Regions from separate parts of the Homo sapiens genome. Here all the other regions are linked to region 1. Evidence: read pairs that join two places in POLR2A ChIA-PET (ENCODE). Cell type or tissue: GM12878. All regions are shown on one strand.

Region 1 (4,000 bases):
GTGGCGTGACTGCAGCTCACTACAGCCTCAACTTCCTGGGCTCCAACAATCCTCCCACTTCAACCTCCCATGTAGCTGGGGCCACAGGCGCGTGCCACCATGCCCAACTTATTTTTCATTTTTAAAATTTTGTTTGGAGAAGGAGTCTAGCTCTGTTGCCCAGGCTGGAGTGCAGTGGCGTGATCTCGGCTCACCACAACCTCCGCCTCCCAGTGTCAAGCAATTCTCCTGCCTCAGCCTCCCAAGTAGCTGAGATTACAGGTGCACACCACCATGCCTGGCTAATTTTTGTATTTTAGTAGAGACGGGGTTTCACCATGTTGGCCAGGCTGGTCTTGAACTCCTGACCTCATGATCTGCCTGCCTCGGCCTCCCAAAGTGCTGGGATTACAGGCATGAGCCACCGCGCCCAACATATTTCACATATACATATTGCAGGGGGTAGTGACATCCCTTCACGTAGCTGAGTTCTTCTTGGGATGCGGTAGGCAAGGAGAAAGGATGGCCTCACGAGAGAGGCTCCACCAACTAAAATTGTGAAGAAAGCGCCATGGGAATGGGGGATGGGGACTGGGCTGGAAGGTGGAGGAGTTGGTGCGTGCTATTGCACTGCTCTGCTCAAGCCGGACCCCTCCCACCTCAACCCCCACACTGTTGACTTTGCCTCCCACCTCAGAGGAAATGGAAACTTAGGTGTGAGCTCTCAACTTCCTGCCCCCAAGCCCCTTCTCTCTGGTTCTATTCAGTGTCACTCCCTTCTCTAATCCTTGTTCCCTTTTGAAAGTTCATTCTGGGTGGGCAGGGTGGCTCACGCCTGTAATCCCAGAACTTTGGGAGGCCGAGGCATGCGGATCACTTGAGATTAGGAGTTCAAGACCACCCTGGCCAACATGGTGAAACCCCCTGAGTAGCTGAGGAGGAGCTTAACCTCCTGAGTAGCTGTGACTATAGGCACATGCCGCCACACCTGGCTAAGTGTAAGAGTGTGTGTGTGTGTGTGTGTGTGTGTGTGTGTTGTGTGTGTGTGTATATAGAGACAGGGTCTTGCTATGTTGCCCAAGCTGATCATGAACTCCTGGACTCAAGTGATCCGCCTGCCTTGGCCTCCTGAAGTGCTAGGATTACAAGCATGAGCTACTGCACTCGGCCAGTGCAAACACTTCTTTGCGATCCTTCAGTAGCCCTCAGTAGTCCTGTACTCACAATCTTATCGGCCCTCTGTGGCAACAACTCCAGGTCTGCCAGCACAGGTAGGATCCAGCTTTCATACCTTCCCAGGGCCTGAACTCGGTCATGCAGCCATTGTGTACTCCCTGTTTTCTGTACTCTCTATCATCCTTCCCCAGGGCTTCCTCTCTCTGGAAGCACCTTGGCCATTAAACCAGCCTGGTGGCCTAGAGGACATCCTACTGGAACTAGGATGTGATTCTCTTAGGCCCCCTCTCTCAGCTGCCCTCTCTCAAAAAGCAAGCTCTCCTTGGTTCTATTAAAAATGTGTCGGCCGGGCGTGGTGGCTCATGCCTGTAATCCCAGCACTTTGGGAGGCTGAGGCAGGCGGATCACCTGAGGTCAGGAGTTCGAGACCAGCCTGGCCAACATGGTGAAACCCCATCTCTACTAAAAATACAAAAAAAATTAGCCGGGCATGGTGGCACACACCTGTAATCGCAGCTACTGGAGAGGCTGAGGCAGAAGAATCGCTTGAACTGGAGAGGTGGAGGGTGCAGTGAGCCGAGATCACGCCATCGCACTCCAGCCTGGGGTACAAGAGCGAGACTTCATCTCAAAAAAAAAAAAAAGAAAGAAAGAAAAAAGAAAAGAAAAAGTGCCTCTCTGCGGTCCATTTCACTTGTAAGAACAAAACTGACAAAAAATATTTATTACTCTGAGTAGTTCTGAAAATGACCCATGGTTTCACTTTCTGACAACATCATTCCACTTCCTCTTTCCCAAGAAACTGATGAGAATGAAATTTCCTTGACCTTGAAACCCAAGCAATAGTTTTTTTTGGAAGCTACACTACATGGCCAATTTATTCTTTCCAGTGTTATCAAAGTAAATGTACGTAGTGCAAAAATCAAGTAATGCAGAGTTTATAACGAAAAGCAACAGCCCCTGTCTTCCCGCCTCGACCTTCCACGCAGTCACAATCCAGATACAACAGCTTTGAATGCGCAGGTCGTGGTATTTATTTCTATCGCTCTAAAGAGTATTGTTTCAGGAAAAACTCTGCAAGCGGTGTTTTTCCTCTGTTCTCACACCAGCACAACAATCACCAACACAGAAAAGGGCTTCTGTGACCAAATGTGTGAGGGTTTTTCCGCCACACACCAAGCAGTGAACACCAGCTGGGTGTTCTCCAATTCAATGCCAGCACTATAGACCCAGAGATAGTATCAGATCTCACAGCTCAGTTCCCAAGACTGCTGCCCCCAACTCCCCAGACGTCAGTCGCAAGTCCGGGCCTCTGGAACTTGAGAGCAACCAGCTTCAAGTTGGGGTTCTCACAACTCCCTCTTTGAGATCGGTGTTTTTTTTTTTTTTTCAGATGGAATCTCGCTCTTGTTGCCCAGGCTGGAGTGCAATGGCACAACCTCGGCTCACCGCAACCTCTGACTCCCAGGTTCAAGCAATTCTCTTGCCTCAGTCTCTCAAGTAGCTGGGATTACAGGCGTGCACCACCATGCCCAGCTAATTTTTTGTATTTTTAGTAGAGAAGGGGTTTCACCATGATGGCCAAGCTGGTTTCGAACTCCTGACCTCATGTGATCCGCCTGCCTCAGCCACCCAAAGTTATGAGATTACAGGCGTGAGCCACTGCACCCAGCCTTTGCTTTTGTTTTGAGATGGAGTCTTGCTCTGTTGTCCAGGCTGGAATGTAGTGGCGTGATCTCGGCTTACTGCCACCTCTGCTTCCTGGCTTTAAGCAATTCTCCCGCCTCAGCCTCCTGAGTAGCTGGGACTACAGGCATGTGCCACCACACCCAGCTAATTTTTGTATTTTTAGTAGAGACAGGGTTTCGCCATGTTGGCCAGGCTGGTCTTGAACTCCTGACCTGAAGTGATCTGCCCTCCTCAGCCTCCCAAAGTGCTGGGATTACAGGCGTGAGCCACCGCACCTGGCCGTGTTATGCAGTTTTATTGGAGGTTTGATGGTAACAAAAGGCGACACCACAGCATAACCTAGGTAGCAATTTAAGGCTGGACATGAGGCATTACTGTCCTAGAAACGCCTTGGTCATTTGCCACTATGGGAGCTTCCTAACCAGGATCTGACTTGTGCTCTCTTCTTGACCTCTCACTCTGCTGCTAACCTTTTCCGAGACTTTCCCGGTCTCTGGTCTGTCAGCTTCCAGCCCCCAAATGCCTGTTAACTCTCTCATGCAGATCAACTCAGTTTGCCCTGTATCTTCAGCTTCACCCTTCTGACCATAACTCACTCAAAGAGACCCATCCAGCTATTTTTCTAACCCTCAACTCAAACAAAAGCTCTCAAAATTTCTCTCCCCTGCTATGCATTAAGTCTGACTTGTCCTTGTGATTAAAAACAACTGGCTGGGCATGGTGGCTTGCACCTATAATCCTAGCACTTTGGGAGGCCGAGGCAGGTAGATCACAAGGTCAGGAGTTCGAGACTAGCTTGGCCAACATGATGAAACCCCGTCTCTACTAAAAATATAAAAATTAGCCAGGCGAGGTGGCACACACCTTTAATCCCAGCTACTCAGGAGGCTGAGGCAGGAGAATTGCTTGGGAGGCAGAGGTTGCAGTGAGCCAAGATCGCGCCACTGCACTCCAGCCTGGGCGACAGAGCAAGCCTCTGTCTCAAAAAACAAACAAACAAACAAACAAACAAACAAACAAAAAAACTGGCCTGGTGCAGTGGCTCACGCCTGTAATCCCAGCACTTTGGGAGGCCGAGGCAGGCAGATCACGAGGTCAGGAGATCGAGACTATCCTGGCTAACACGGTGAAACCCCGTCTCTACTAAAAAAATACA
Region 2 (4,000 bases), 160 kb before region 1:
TGTTCGCATTTGAAGGTCTCTGGGCTGCAGATCACCCCACTGTTTGCTGTTTCCTGTGCCGCACAGTCTTCTCCCTCTAGAAGTAAGCATTTCTCCAGTCTTCCTTTTGTTGTGACTTCTCTTTCTTCAGTTAAGAGTTAAATAATAATTACTGTTGCTCTAAAGATGAGTTAAAAACCCAAAGTGCAGGCTAGAATCCTGCCATGAGGGTGTCATGTCTCAGGAAGCTGGTTAATGTCTGTCAGTTTAGTATCATTCAGAATTGCCCGGATTCTCTCCAAGGAGTCAGCTTGCCGGATCCGCTCTAACTGCACCTGGAGAAACAATGGTGAGATAACTACAGGTGGCTCCTGCCTAGATTTTCTGAACTTTGACTGGTTTAGCTGAGATGTAGCAGATTAACTCACCAGAGTACTAGTCACTTCAAAGGGAGACAGCAAGAACAATTAAAAATTTTAAAAATAATTCCCCAAAGCTACCGTGTAACGGACTGGGATTTTTTTTTGGGGGGGAGAGTTTTGCTCATCATCCAGGCCAGCCCAGGCCAGAGTGCAATGGTGTGATCTCGGCTCACTGTAGTCTCCACCTCCCGGGTTCAAGTGATTCTCCTGTCTCAGCCTCCCGAGTAGCTGAGATTACAGGTGCCTGCCATCACACCTGGCTTGCTTGCTTTTTCTTTTCCTCCAGATGGAGTATTGCTCCGTCACCCAGGCTGGAGTGCAGTGGCATGATCTTGGCTCACTGCAACCTCCACTTCCCGGGTTCAAGCAATTCTCCTGTCTCAGCCTCCCAAGTAGCTGGGATTATAAGCACACGCCACCATGCCCGGCTAATTTTTGTATTTTAAGTAGAGACGGGGTTTCACCATATTGTTGGTCAATCTGGTCTCAAACTCCTGACCTCAGGTAATCCATCCATGTCAGCCTCCCATACTGCTGGGATTATAGGCGTGAGCCACCATGCCTGGCCCAGACTAGGATTTTAAAGTGTAATGTGTTGGGATTATGGAGACAAATGAGACCTGACTCCCAATCCTGAAGAATCCACAGTTCCAGTCCGGGCACGGTGGCTCACGCCTGTAATCCCAGCAATTTGGGAGGCTGAGGCAGGTGGATCACCTGAGGTCAGGAGTTTGAGACCAGCCTGACCAACATGGTGAAACCCTGTCTCTACTAAAAATACAAAAATTAGCTGGGCTTGGTGGTGTGTACTTGTAATCCCAGCTACCCAGGAGGATGAGGCAGGAGAATCGCTGGAATCCAGGAGGCACAGGCTGCAGTGAGCCAAGATCACACCACTGCACTCTAGCCTGGGCAACAGAGCATGACTCCGTCTCCAAAAAAAAAAAAAAATCCGAAGTTCCATTGGGAAAAAAACTTAGTTTTAGCACAATATTCTAAATGTCATTGTGTCATTACAGGCATTCATAGAGTGCCCGAGGGAGCATGGCAGAGGGAGGGGCACTTTAGCCCAGCTCAGGGACCTAGAAGAGCTCCACAGAGGGGACAGACCTACGCTGAGCCTTGAAAGAAAGGAGTCAGGAGGGGATGAGATGAGGATGCTTACCAGACAGAACACCACGCTGTGGGCGAGGAACCACAAGCAGTTAAACATGTAAAACAAGGCAGAGAGATGAGCAAAATACAGGGGTGGGCCTGGTTGGGAAGAGTCTTACATGGTATGCTAAGGAGTCAGTACTTTACTCATAAGGAGGCAAAATTGGCAAGGCATACAGAAAAAGAAAAATGGGCCAAGTGTGAAGAACACACCAGGTTTCTGGCTTGAATGATGAGTCAGACATTTGGGGTGGAGGTAGGAGCAGCCAGTCTCTAAACCTCTAGCTACTGCCAGTGGTCAAGTCAGGGATCGGCAAGGTTCTGTCCCCCAAAACTGCCTTCGTGCTCTGTATGTGGTTCCCCAAATGCCTCACCTGAAGGGTCTGTGAAAGCTTTACAAAATCCCTCTGGACTTGCTCACTGACATCTAATTCTGTCTGTAATCTCTGAGCTTTATTCTTCTCTTCAAACATTAGTTGTTCAACGGTAGCCTAAAAAATACAAGTTTTGAATGAAGATTAATGCCAAAGGGCCGAATTACTTAGGAAATCCAGTAACTTGTAGTTACCTACTACTAGGGCAGAAAGGTGGGTGGATATCCGTCGCACTCCTATACACGACCAATCTCTTTATCTATAGGGCAAGCGTGCAGGCCATCTAGACTACTTGCTCTAAGTCCTGAGATGAACTGGGTATGAAAAGCCAAAGGAAGAAATGGATTAAAGTGCTGCCCTCCCCCACCCCCAGCAGCTGGTGACAGTGACGATAATCACCAAAACAGCTGCTAAGATCGGTGTCTGTCACACCAACAGGGATACATACAGGACTTCCTCTGACAACCTCCACAGTCAAGCATCCACCAGGAAACTTAGTGAATACGCCCCAGCTATCCCCAGTCTCTCTTACAGAAAACCAGCAGGATGTGTGGGAGCCTTTCCAAAAACAAGCAGTTCAGCAACACTGTCTGCACTTTCAGGTCTGACCACTCAGCTCACTAAGACCATTTCTAGGAAACTACCCCCACAACATGCACGTTTATTCTAACGGAACTCATCAAAATTTAGGCAGCAAACCTGGTTTGATGCAATCTCTCTTAGGATTTGATACATCAGTCAAATGGAATGACATTTTCAAAGCAGTGCTTCTAACTGGGCAGTGCCCAGGCTTGGTCAATGGCCCTGACTGCCTACTATCTGAAGCTAGCCTATGACGCAGGCCTCCAGACCTGGCAGAAAAGATTTAACCCAGCTGGAATAGATCAATTCGTTTAAGTTTTTTCTTTTCACAAGCTGTCAGTTTTGCCAACTTTTTAAAAGGTGACACTTCAAAGCACCAATATTTTTTTTTCAACAAGCAAGATGTGATCCTGCATTCTTAGCCCTGCTTTTTAAAATTAAATGACTAATGAAAACACTACCTTAGCAGCAGTCTCTTTCTTTAACTGCTCTTCCAAACTGATCTTTATTTCCTGAAGACTCTCAAGCTGTTGAGACTTCTCTCTTAATGTGGACTCCAACTGTGAAAAAGGAAAAAGCTGAAACTCACAGAAACTCCCTCTGGGCCCCAGTGCACTACCTAAAAGAGCCTAGAGCCTGGAGAATTACACCAAGACACTCGGGCTACACTGGGAATACTCCTCTCACCCTTTCAGCTCTGTGGATCCCCTCTGTATTCTTCCTGAACTATTCTTTCATTAACCATTATTAGGTGCCTACTATATTCTAAGGCCTCAAAATGGAGAAATCAGGGTAAACAGACATGTAAAGGATGAAGAAAGAAGCATTTAATTCTGCCAGAAAAGTTACAAAGGACTTCCTAGAGGAGATGACATTTGACTCCTACATTTTTACAGGGCAAAGACAAGGGTGACAAGGGGAGAAGATGGAGAGATACTCCAATAAGAGGGAATGGATGGCACGCACTAAAAACACATGCAGCAACAGTGGCATGTTCGGCTGGCCTACAGCACAGCACGTTGGGAGCCACAGGCACTGAGGCAGAGAGGTGTGAGGCAGGAGAGCTCTGGCTGGGCTAAGGATATGGACTTGATCCTGTAAAATAAAGGGAACTACGGGAGGGCTTTCCACTAGACTGGGACGCGAACAAGTTTCTAATGTTTAAATATCACCTTGATTTCAATATGGAGATGATTTAGGGACAAATTTTGGAGGCAGGGAAAGTTAGGCTGTTACAATAAGCCAGGTGAGAGTGAAGTCTGAACTCAAAGAGTGGCAGCTAGAATGGAAAGGATGAGATGTTATTTCGAGCGCTGGTAATTTCTGCTGGTGCAATATCAGTAGCAAAGTGGAGGCAGGAGGCAGACTGCAGCAGGTGGAGGGATGCCTGGGAAGTCAGGCAGTGATGATGATCAAGACTGTGGCAACAGAGGGAGGAAGAAAGAGTGGTAGCTCGGGAGAGGAGTGCAATCCAAAGACAGACTTTTT
Region 3 (4,000 bases), 180 kb before region 1:
AGAGTGGTGGGATCTGAGTGGGAAAGCGAGAAGATGGAGTATTGGGAATACACTACATTTATAATGAAGGTATGATAGCTGGAGGAAAACAAAGTCAAAGAATGGTTTTATGGGATGAGCATGCATACTGTCAACATTTCCCAAATATGTTTTTACTCCTTCTTTAGCCCTGGAAATATTGGAAAGCTGTTGGGTCCATTGCCCATGCATCCTGCGGCTGAAGATAACTATGGTTATGATGCGTGTGCTGTACTCTGCTTACCCTGTGTCCCCAATATCTTAGTGATCGCTACTGAATCAGGAATGCTGTATCACTGTGTCGTGCTAGAAGGGGAAGAAGAAGATGACCACACGGTAAGTGCAGGCTGCTGTGGTTGTTTGTATCTTCAACACCTGGCATAGTTCCTGACCCAATATGAATGCTTAATATATGAGAAGGAATTTTAACTTACTTATGGAACTTCTGATATTTTGGAAATTAAACAGTTAAAAAAGTAGCTGAAGCACACTTAGCAGTCTAAGTGGAAAGAAGTTAGAAGGTTGCCCAACTTACTTGGTCCACCAGTCTGCATGTTACTTTCTGGTCTCTATATTGCAATCTTCAGGGACAGATACAAAGAGCCTTGGAATCACTGAATTGGCTTTTTTCACAAACATCTTCCTAAAGGAAGAGAGACGTTTTGTCTTCAGAATAACAGTGCACTGTTAGGATAGAGGTGGAATTAAGAATTTGAAAGTACTGTTTGACCCAGCTTTTTTTTCAATTTTTTTATTTATTTTTTATTATTATTTTTTGGAGACAGAGTTTCGCTCTTGGTGCCCAGGCTGGAGTGCAATGGTGTGATCTCGGCTCACTGCAACCTCTGCCTCCTGAGTTCAAGCGATTCTCTTGCGTCAGCCTCCCCAGTAGCTGGGATTACAGGCACCCACCACCACGCCCGGCTGATTTCTTGTACTTTTAGTAGAGACAGGGTTTCAGTATGTTGGCCAGGCTGGTCTCGAACTCCTGACCTCAGATGATCCACCTGCCTCGGCCTCCCAAAGTGCTGGGATTACAGGCAAGAACAGCCGCACCCGGCCCTGACCCAGCTTTTTGCCTGTTTTTAATTGTGTACATTTTCAAATTAACATGCAAGATCAAAATTACAACACTTTTTTTTACAGTCAGAAAAGTCCTGGGATTCCAGGATTGACCTCATTCCTTCTCTGTATGTGTTTGAATGTGTTGAGTTGGAGCTTGCTTTGAAACTGGCATCTGGAGAGGATGACCCTTTTGATTCTGACTTTTCTTGTCCAGTCAAACTTCATAGAGGTAAGCTCTTCAATAAATGTAGTGCTTTTTTCCCATGATTTTTATACTAAGACTATCATAGACTGTTCCTATGTAATGTATTTGTTCTGTGGTTCCAGCCTTTAAAAAGTTGACTGGGTTTTTTTTAGCTTTTTAGTCACTATAGTACACTTTTTGTCTAAGGCAGACTGAGCAAATTTCCCAAGTTTTAAAATAGTGGTCTTTGGTCCAGATCACCAGATTCCTAATAGTGAATTTTTCCTGGTCCTTTCAAAAGTAGAACTACCATGTTATTCAGTAGTTCCACTACTGGGTATGTCAAAAGGAAAGGAAATAATAGGTTGAAGGGATACCTACACTCCCATGCCCATTGCAGTGTTATTCACAACAGCTAAGATGCTGAATCAACCTGTGTCCATCGACAGACCAAATGGATTTTGTTGTTGTTGTTGTTGTTGTTGAGATGGTGTCTGGCTCTGTCACCCAGGCTGGAGTCTAATGGCGCAATCTCGACTCACTGCAACCTCCATCTCCCAGGTTCAAGCGATTATTTTGCCTCAGCCTCCCAAGTAGCTGGATTGCAGGTACCCACCACCATGCCTGGCTAATTTTTATATTTTTATTTCATTTATTCATTTATTTTGAGATGGAGTCTCGCTCTGTTGCCCAGGCTGAAGTGCAGTGGCACCATCTCAGCTCACTGCAACCTCCGCCTCCTGGGTTCAAGCAATTCTTCTGCCTCAGCCTCCCTAGTAGCTGGGACTACAGGCATGTGCCACCACGCCCTGCTAATTTTTGTATTTTTAGTAGAGACGGGGGTCTCACCATATTGGCCAGGCTGGTATCGAACTCCTGACCTTGTGATCCGCCCACCTCGACCTCACAAAGTGCTGGGATTCCAGGCGTGAGCCACTACGCCTGGCAATTTTTGTATTTTTAGTAGAGGTGGGATTTCACCATGTTGGCCAGGCTGGTCTCAAACTCCTGGCCTCAAGCAGTCCACCTGCCTCGGCCTTCCAGAAGTACTGGGATAACAGATGTGAGCCACCGCGCACCTGGCCCCAAATGGATTTTTAAAATGTGGCATTGTATACACAGTGGAATACCATTTGGCTTTTGTGTGTGTGTGTGTGATATGATCTCACTGTGTCATCTAGGCTGGAGTACAGTGGCGTGATCTTGGCTCACTGCTTTGCCTCCCAGGCTCAAGCAATCCTCTCACCTCAGCCTCTGGAGTAGCTGGGACTACAGGTGTGCACCACCACGCCTAATTTTTGTATTTTTGGTAGATACGGGATTTTGCCATGTCGTCCAAGCTGAAAGTCCTGAGCTCCAGTGATCCTTCTGCCTCAGCCTCTCAAAGTGCTGGTCCACAGGTGTGAACCACCATGCCCAGCCCTATTTGGCTTTAAAAAAGAATGAAATCGTGTCATTCACTGCAACATAGGAGGATTTCAATCTTGTAGCAGTTTGACCTACTCTCCTTACAGTTCTTGTTAGCCAGTTTGCCTAGTTCTGGTAATAACGGCCTCAACTCTGTACTAAAGTATAGGCAAAACATTTAAGGGGGCAGAATTCCTTACATAACAAACCAGCAAAGAGTGTACATTGGGTTTGTCTAATTAAGGTATTTTGAGATTTATATTGTCTAAGAATTTTATAGATGAGGAAACAGACCAAATGAAGTAAAGTGACATAAACTAATTGGTTTCCTCATATAGATACGTATATCTTTGGGAAATCTTAAGTGTAGACGTGGACGTTTTGTTCTTGGGTTTTGTTTTTTGTATTTTGTTTTTTGTTTTTTTTTTTGAGATGGAGTTTTGCTCCTGTTGCCCAAGCTGGAGTGCAATGGCACGATCTTGGCTCACTTCAACCTCCGCCCCCTGGGTTCAAGCGATTCTCCTGCCTCAGCCTCCCAAATAGCTGGGATTATAGTCATGCGCCACCAGGCCTGGCTAATTTTTGTATTTTTAGTACAGATGGGGTTTCACCATGTTGGTCAGGCTGGTCTCGAACTCCTTATCTGTCCACCTTGGCCTCCCACAGTGCTGGGATTTTAGGCATAAACCACCATGCCCAGCCTTTTCTTGGTTCTTCTAATGAGAGTAACATTTTCATATGTGAAACTAAGAAATTTTTGACTTGTTCCTAATTGTGCTGAACAAGGCATATTATAATCACTGAGGCACACCAGATTTCTTAGTGACAAAGTGAAATGGCTACAGTATAGCATAGGGTGGTATCTAACAAATTTCCTGTTAAGTAAATGTTGGCTCTTTTTAGTAATCAATTTGTTTTACACCCCAGTGTTAAGACTTTTCTGTTGATGTTAGCACTACAGGTTTTGAAAAGCCATTTTAACAATGTTAGATTTAATGAGATGATTTGAGCCTTAAGTCTTAAAACATACGCAAATGAAAAGAAAATTTTCAATATTTTAATTATGCAAACAGATGATTCCCATAGATGAGGGTTTTTTAAACTTTTTATAGCAGAATGCTGTTTTCTAAGATGTTTTATGGAACCTCAATATATAAGACAGAAAAATAATATATCAGCTTTAGAATATTAATTTATGATAAAGTCACTAACCACAAAGTGAGACTGTTAGATTAAAGGAAAATTTAATTTAGGGGTTTTATGGGTTATTGTTGCCATTTTATCAGCTTTAATATATACCTTATCTCTGTATTTTGTTTTAGTTTA
Region 4 (4,000 bases), 71 kb before region 1:
AAGGAACTAGGGATCCTTAGGAAAAAGGACCAATTCCAGGTCCAGGGCAGGAAGTGTACAAGATAAGCCTGGAACATCTTGTCTGTTAAGGTTATATAAAAAGATTTAGGAGTCAATGTAAAGAGGCCACACACTGGCCAAAAATGAGACAGTTTGGGTATCAGTGTGGTAGGCTGAAACTTCCTCCCACCACACCCCCTCCACACACACACAAGTGCGCACGACAACTGGGGAATATGTGAACACAGAATGGATATTTGGTGTTACTGTTAACTGGTTTTAGGTGTTATAATAGCATTGTGGTACGTTTACACATACACTGAAATATTTCCAAATAAAATCACAGATTCCTAGTTTAAAATCCTGGAGGAGGCCGGGCACAGTGGCTCACGCCTGTAATCCCAGCACTTTGAGAGGCTGAGGCGGGCGGATCACGAGGTCAGGAGATCGAGACCATCCTGGCTAACACGGTGAAACCCCATCTCTACTAAAAATACAAAAAATTAGCCGGGCGTGGTGGCGGACGCCTGTAGTCCCAGCTACTCAGAAGGCTGAGGCAGGAGAAAGGCATGAACCCGGGAGGCGGAGGTTACAGTGAGCTGAGATCTCGCTACTGCACTCCAGCCTGGGCGACAGAGCGAGACTCCGTCTCAAAAAAAAAAAAAAAAATCCTGGAGGAGGTGGGAGTTATACGTGAGACTGGCCATACATTAAGAATCATGACACATGGAAGGTGGTGACTCTACATACTAATATTTTTAAGTGTTTAAGAAGCTCCATATGAAGATATAACGAGGCATTATGCACATACACACACAATTCAGAGTGGAGAACTATTCATAAAGAATATCATAATCTCTGGTTATTACCAGTTCCTCTAATATAAACAGTAATTGGTTTAGAATAGTCTTAAGATTTCTATCATTTACAAGAAAAAAGCCTAATGCAACAAAAAACACCTCTTAGAACCATATTTAATTATACCGTAAAACGAATCAAATTCCCTATATATACTCTTCCCTTGATTGTAACATAGAAAATTTTAAAATGTAGATGTAATTCCTTATCTCCCTACACTTGGGTTATAAAAAGGCTACACATTAGCTATAAACTCTACAGTGGGGGTTACTTATCAGAAGAAAAGTTCTTCTAAATAAATAATAAAAACACAGGGTTATATTTTATTTACAAGGAAAGTTGGCTGCATTATTTATGGGCTTTTCCGAAATAGCAAGGTCATACACAGAGAGGGAACAGAATTTTTAATAAATAGCTATCTGCCTACATGTGGATGAAGGAGATTAACTGTATGTCTCAGGAAGGGAACACAAGAACCAAGAGGAAAGAGAAGTCTTAAGGAAAGAACGCTGATGTTAACACTTGGGAGGAAACTCTTGATTAAAGCTACAGAAAATGAAATGTGTAATTGAGCTAACAATCAAGTATCCATTGCCTATTTATCAACTATTATATGAGAAGCCATAGAGCATAACAGCTGAGAGCACAGGCTCTGGAATTAAACTAGGGTTTGAATCCCAGCCCTCCCACTAAGCTGGTTCCTTCTCTCCATCTGTAACAAGGGGGACTAATAATAGGACTATCTTCTAGCTTTGTAGTAAGGATTAAATAATTCACAAATAGCTCTTCATGGAGTATCAGGCAAGTTATTTTATACACTGGCTCATTAAATTTTCAAACCAAACCATAAAATAGGCATTATCACCCCAGTTACAGATGCAGAAACATTCTAAGATTAAGCTAACCTATTGATATACAGCTAGTAAGTAGCAGAGCTGGATTCAAACACTGACCTGCCTGGTTCCAAGGCCTAGCTGGATTTCCCCATGATTACAGGTGTTTAATAGAGGAGATTCATGAGTCACATGAGCAGAAGTTGTAAACGGTGTAATACCACCTCCTAGGGATGTTCTTCTTTTATGCAGTCACACTGTTCATTTATACGTTGAAATCTGTAAGCAATCTGTATTAATTACAAATTATTTTCCTTTACAATAAAGGCATTATGCTGTTAGGTTTTGGGGTTTTTAAAAAAGTCTTGTGTACAATTTTATATCAGAATGGTAAAGGGGGTATCCTAAAGCATTTTGTCATAAACCAGTGGTTCTCAACTAAAGGTCATTATACAATTTCACCACCAAGAATTTATCCTAAGGAAATAATCATAGATATGTATAAAGACATAATTGCAAGAATATTGACTGCAGTATCAGTTAAAATTCCAAAACATTCGGAAAAAGTCAATATCTAACAATAGAAAACTAACAAAAAGCTGGGCACAGTGGCTCACGCCTGTAATCCCAGCACTCATGGAAGCTGAGGCAGGCAGATCATTTGAGCCAAGAGTTCGAGACCAGTCTGAGCAACATGGTGAAACCTCTTCTCTACAAAAAATAAAAAATTAGCCAGATGTGGTGGTGCACACCTGTAGTCCCAGCTGCTCAGAAGGTTGAGGATCAACTGACCCCACGGGGTCAAGGCTACCGTGAGCCATGACTGTACCACTGCACTCCAGCTGGAGCTACAGAGTGAGACCTTGCCCACCCCAACCAAAAACAAAAAGAAAATAAAATTGACAAAATAAATTATGCAATAGCTATACAAGTTAAGATGAATCTTGAAAGAGAACATAAATTCTATCAAATGTTCAGAGAATATTTTCTATACTACTTAAACTGTCCTCAACATAGAAAAAAATGAAATGTTTCCCGTTTTACCAAGCTAGTATAATCAAGATACCAAAACCAGGCTGGGCACGGTGGCTCACACCTGTAATCCCAGCACTTTGGGAGGCCAAGGCGGGTGGATTACCTGAGGTTGGGAGTTTGAGACCGGCCTCATCAACATGTAGAAACCCAGTCTACTAAAAATACAAAATTAGCCGGGTGTGGTGGCACATGCTTGTAATCCCAGCTACTTGGGAGGCTGAGGCAGGAGAATCACTTGAACTTTGGAGGCGGAGGTTGTGGTGAGCTGAGATAGCACCATTGCACTCCAGCCTGGGCAACAAGAATGAAACTCTGCCTTAAACAAACAAAAAAAAGATACCAAAACCCAATGCAGTACCAAAATGGAAAACTACAAGCCAATCTCACTTATGAATATAATCGCAAAAATTCTCGAACCTTAGCAAATCAGATCTAGCTACATACTACAATAACAATCCATCACAACCAAGTTGAGTTCATCTGAAGTGCGCAAAAACAAACATCCAGAAATCCATTAATGCAATCCGTTTTGTTAAACACATCAAAAAGACCTGAGATAATCTCAGTGAATTTTAAAGAAAAGTAAAGGAATTAGAGAGGAAACAGCTATGAGAAACAGACTATCCAATATAAGGATGATCCATGTGCCTGAAGTAGAGAACCCAACAAATGTAACTAAGAAAACAGTAGAAGATTTAAAGGAATAAATAGTCCCAAAAAGAAATCAGAACTAAATCTACAAAAAATAATGATGTGGCAAACAGGCCCACAGAGGAAGAAAGCAGAAAACTGAAGAAACTCAGATCTTTGACATCCTTGAGCAGCTGAACCAAATTTAGAATGCTCTACTTGTGAACGTGTAACACACAGAAAAACTGAACCCTTCACTTTTGAAGCTACTAGGGGTTGGCTTTCCAGTTGGTCTCAGACAGTTATTCCTAATGACACAAAAGAACATATAAAAACTTAAATGTATCAAAAGTATCAAATTTTAAATGTATGTAAACTTTGACAGAACAGGGATTTAGCAGAGGGAAGTATTTGGCTAAATATTTAGAGACACATGTATCAGGATGTTTGCCGCAGTGTCCTTTGAAATAGAAAAAAATAAAAACAATACTTACTAAGAGGGTTAATTAAACCTATTATGGAATCCATACATTAGAATACTATTGTTACATACCATTAAAAATAACTTTTTTTTTTTTTTTGAGACGGAATCTTCCTCTGTTGCCCAGGCTGGAGTGCAGTGGCATGATCTCAGCTCATGGCAA
Region 5 (4,000 bases), 150 kb before region 1:
CTGTAACATGAGCTGAGACGATAAGAAGTTGGGGAAAGGTGGGAGACAGCAAAGAGCTAATGGCAAGATAGGCAACTGGTTTTTTGTAAATGATGAAATAAACATAAAAAATAACAGTCATGTTAATACATATATAGGAAAAAAGAATGAGGTCCAAATTATAGAGATTGAATCTGTAGGGTATAATTAGGGGAAACTTCTACTTACTAAGATTTCCTTAAAAAGGAAAAAAAAAAAAAAAAAGAAACAGGTATAAAGATTGGATAGGACAGGCACGGTGTCTCATGCCTGCAATCCCAGCACTTTGGGAGGCCGAAGCAGGCTAATCACCTGAGATCAGGAGTTCGAGACCAGCCTGGCCAACATGGCGAAACCGCATCTCTACTAAAAATACAAAAAAAGGCCAGGTGCGGTGGCTGATGCCTGTAATCCCCGCACTTTGGGAGGCCAAGGCGGGCGGATCACGAGGTCAGGAGTTGGAGACCAGCCTAGCCAATGTGGTGAAACCCCATCTCTACTAAAAAATATTTTAAAAAATTTGCCAGGCACAGTGGCACGCGCCTGTTGTCCCAGTACTCAGGAAGCTGAGGCAGGAGAATCACTTGAACCTGGGAGACAGAGGTTGCAGTAAGCCTAGGTTGCGCCACTGCACTCCAGCCTGGGTGACAGAGCAAGACTCCATCTCAAAAAATAAAAATAAAATAAAAAATAATAAAAAAAATAAAAATACAGAAACAAATTAGCCCAGCGTGCTGGCGCACGCCTGTAATCCCAGCTACTCGGGAGGCTGAGGCAGGAGAATCACTTGAACCCAGGAGGCGGAGGTTGCAGTGAGCCAAGATCACACCACTGCACTCCAGCCTAGGGGACAGAATGAAACTGTGTCTCAAAAAATAAAAATTAAAAATTAAGCTTGGATAAAGTTAAGGAGAGAATTATGAATGTCTCTGGGAAACCAGTTTTGTAGCCCAGGTTTACCCAACCACAGAAGAATGTAAGTGACCAAAAGTGCCATCTTTGGCTGGGCATGGTGGCTCACGTGAGGTCAGGAGCTCAAGACCAGCCTGGCAAACATGGTGAAACCCCATCTATACTATAAATGCAAAAAATTAGCTGGGCATGGTGGCAGGCGCTTGTAATCCCAGCTACTGGGGAGGCTGAGGCAGGAGAATCGTTTAAACCTGTGAGGCGGAGGTTGCAGTGAGCAGAGATGATGCCATTGCACTCCAGCCTGGGTGACAGATATTATCTGTCTCAAAAAGAAACAAAAGTGTCATCTTTATGGACAGCATGATGGTGAGTGTGTTATAACTTTTCAAGTACTAGATACAAAAACAAACGTCATAAGCAGCCAGCATGGTAACCCCTTCAAACATTTAATTTCTGGCACACTCTCAATCTGGGCCGACAAAAATAACATAGATCTTCAAAACATTAAGGCTACGTGAAAGAACATGGACACAAAAGACCACATATCGTATGATTCTATTCATAGGAAAGTCCAGAATAGGGAAATCTATAGAGGCAGAAAGGTTAGTAGTTGCTTAAGGCTAGGGGAGGAGGGGGAATAAGGATGGTAGCTAAAGGGCGAAGTGTTACTTTTTCGTGTGTGTGTGTGTGTGTGTGTGTGTGTGTGTGTGTGTGTGTGTTTAGCTGGTGTAGTCGGGTCACAGGGAGTTACTACTTGAGGTGATGAAAATGTTCTAAAATTGATTGTGATGATGGTTGCACACATCTGTGAGTACAGCAAAAACCACTGAATGGTACATTTTAAATGGTTGAATTGGCACGTGAATTATATCTGAATAAAACTGTTTACATAAAGAACATACGGCCATTTCAGAAAACGTACTTGTTGACATTTTTGATCATGTGGAAAGTAAGTTACCTCTGTAGTGTCTGGGAGGATGAAGTCTTCTGCTTGCTGTAATGACACATGCAGGCTGTGCTTTCCCTGGAGACTGTCATTATCTTTCTGTAACCTCACCAGCTCTTCTGAAACCTGTTCCCGTGACTGCATCAGCACCGCCTAAAATAGAAGTAGATACTAATCACAGCCAGAAAGGTAGATCCGGTCTGGTGATAGCTACACCAGAGAAAAACAAGTCCAAACTAAAGGAGTGCTGAGGATGGACGGGGTATGGTGAAGTTCTGCTAGACTTAGAAAAAGCTGCACAGAGATTTTCTGGTTTACAGCATATATTCAACAAGGGACAGGCAATGAAGCAAGTATCTGAGGCTCATTCTCCACTGTTTCTACAAACCGCTTAAAAATTCTATCTTTTGGTTGGGTGTGGTGGCTCACGCCTGTAATCCCAACACTTTGGGAGGCTGAGGTGGGTGGATTGCCTGAGCTCAGGAGTTTGAGACCAGCCTGGGCAAAACAGTGAAACCCTGTCTCTACTAAAATGCAGAAAGTTAGCTGGGTACAGCGGGGTGCCTGTAATCCCAGCAACTAGGGAGGGAGGCTGAGGCCGGAGAATCGCTTGAACCCAGGAGGCGGAGGTTGCAGTGAGCCGAGATTGCACCGTTGCGCCCATCCTGGGCCACAGAGCAAGACTCCATCTCAAAAAAAAAAAAAAATTAATATTTTCCCTCCATATCCCTGTACTACAGAAGGACCAGGATCTCTAGTTCAATGGAAGTGGCTGACACCATCAAGACCTATATCAGACAGAGCATGTACTCTAAGACAACTCCCATTTCCCCATGGCGTGCACTGGACAGAAAGGAGGGAGAAACAGAGTAGTGTCTTCATTTCCTATTATGTATACCTCTGTTTAGGCTCGGAATCACTGTGAATGGCCCAGCAGGCCCAGATACTGGAAGTCATCAAGAGCATCTAAGCTCAGGAATCACAGAGCACTTGAGAAGCTTATTCTTTTTTTTCTTTTGAGACAGTCTCGCTCTGTAGCCCAGGCTGGAATGCAGTGGTGTGATCTCGGCTCACTGCAACCTCCACCTCCCGAGTCCCGGTTCAAGTGATTCTCCTGCCTCAGCCTCCCAAGTAGCTGGGACTACAGGCACGCACCACCACGCCCAGCTCATTTTTTTGTATTTTTAGTAGAGGCAGGGTTTCACTATGTTGGCCAGGCTGGTCTCAATCTCCTGACCTCGTGATCCGCCCACCTCAGCCTCCCAAAGTACTGGGATTACAGGCGTGAGCCACCGCACCCAGCCAGAGAAGCTTATTCTTAAAATGGGACACACTCCCACTTCTGCTTGTTGATGTGTAAAACAATTTTAGGTATTTCATATTATTTGTATCAATATAAAAGTTATCCACCAAATCCGAGTATCAGATAAAGCTCTACAAAAGCACGTGACTCCTGCTAATCTGTAGTACTAAAGTCACTTACCTTAAGGGCACACATACATGTAGATGATGCTCTCATACGATGTTTATTGTGCAGCTACTACTCTATGCCACGTGTTTTGCTGCCCACAGGAAATACAGAGATAAAAGACAAAGACTTTGCCCTGGAGAAGCTCATGGTCCAATAGAGGAGAAAGACAAGTAAACCAAAAACTACTCTACAATACCATAAACTGCTATGACAGAGATTGGGTACTGCAGTGATAAAAGGACAAAGGGGTACCTAATTTGGGGCAGGAAATTGGGAAGAGGGTTAAAGAACACTTCCCAGAGGAGGCGATGACTGAGCTGCATTCTGAAGGACAAACAGGCCTAAGACAGGCAGTCACGGCCATGCATATGCTCTGGCTAAAGCCCACTGGCTCTTATTGTCTTCAGACTAGAATCCACTGTGCTTTATGATCACTGTCACCCATTTACAACAAAATCTTAGTATCCCACCACCTTCTGGATATGAAAGAAGGGAAAAAAGAATATGTATATATTTGCTTGTTTTTGTAAAGAGAAAAACAGAAGGATAAGCCAAAAATAAATTAAAATAATTACGTATAAGAGTGAGTGGAAATGGGGTGAAAAGGACAGGGAATGGAAATGGAGCTGAGTATTTATTTTTATACTTTTGAT

The links. Peaks named below come from ENCODE experiments on the same cell type or tissue, not always from the same donor. Only the 100,000 strongest peaks of a DNase experiment are listed, where the experiment ranks them.
Region 2: POLR2A ChIA-PET joins it to region 1 with 6 read pairs; 2 of 35 experiments call an interaction of 5 or more read pairs at or near these places.
Region 3: POLR2A ChIA-PET joins it to region 1 with 6 read pairs; 5 of 35 experiments call an interaction of 5 or more read pairs at or near these places.
Region 4: POLR2A ChIA-PET joins it to region 1 with 7 read pairs; 8 of 35 experiments call an interaction of 5 or more read pairs at or near these places.
Region 5: POLR2A ChIA-PET joins it to region 1 with 5 read pairs; 1 of 35 experiments calls an interaction of 5 or more read pairs at or near these places.

The regions. Positions count from the first base shown.
Region 1 is chr17:5,224,308-5,228,307 of GRCh38, reverse strand. The region is part of intron 1 of SCIMP (SLP adaptor and CSK interacting membrane protein); the gene reads left to right. The region is part of intron 5 of ZNF594-DT (ZNF594 divergent transcript); the gene reads right to left. Among named protein-coding and RNA genes, the nearest start is that of SCIMP, 8.6 kb to the left of the region's middle. RefSeq lists a silencer at 2,007-2,207. In GM12878, no CTCF peak of the experiment used is centred here; DNase peaks (open chromatin) are centred at 657, 1,947 and 2,367; H3K4me3 peaks cover 1,488 bases; H3K27ac peaks cover 4,000 bases.
Region 2 is chr17:5,379,436-5,383,435 of GRCh38, reverse strand. It overlaps RABEP1 (rabaptin, RAB GTPase binding effector protein 1), which reads right to left. Exons shown (of 18, transcript NM_004703.6): 16 at 2,974-3,072; 17 at 1,931-2,047; 18 at 1-314. The coding sequence ends at 213. Among named protein-coding and RNA genes, the nearest start is that of NUP88, 38 kb to the left of the region's middle. In GM12878, no CTCF peak of the experiment used is centred here; no DNase peak of the experiment used is centred here.
Region 3 is chr17:5,401,411-5,405,410 of GRCh38, reverse strand. NUP88 (nucleoporin 88) reads left to right here. Exons shown (of 17, transcript NM_002532.6): 6 at 168-354; 7 at 1,165-1,312. Among named protein-coding and RNA genes, the nearest start is that of NUP88, 16 kb to the left of the region's middle. In GM12878, no CTCF peak of the experiment used is centred here; no DNase peak of the experiment used is centred here.
Region 4 is chr17:5,295,326-5,299,325 of GRCh38, reverse strand. The region is part of intron 1 of RABEP1 (rabaptin, RAB GTPase binding effector protein 1); the gene reads right to left. Among named protein-coding and RNA genes, the nearest start is that of RABEP1, 15 kb to the right of the region's middle. In GM12878, a CTCF peak has its summit at 1,905; no DNase peak of the experiment used is centred here; H3K27ac peaks cover 207 bases.
Region 5 is chr17:5,371,343-5,375,342 of GRCh38, reverse strand. RABEP1 (rabaptin, RAB GTPase binding effector protein 1) reads right to left here. Exons shown (of 18, transcript NM_004703.6): 13 at 1,889-2,029. Among named protein-coding and RNA genes, the nearest start is that of NUP88, 46 kb to the left of the region's middle. In GM12878, no CTCF peak of the experiment used is centred here; a DNase peak (open chromatin) is centred at 1,982.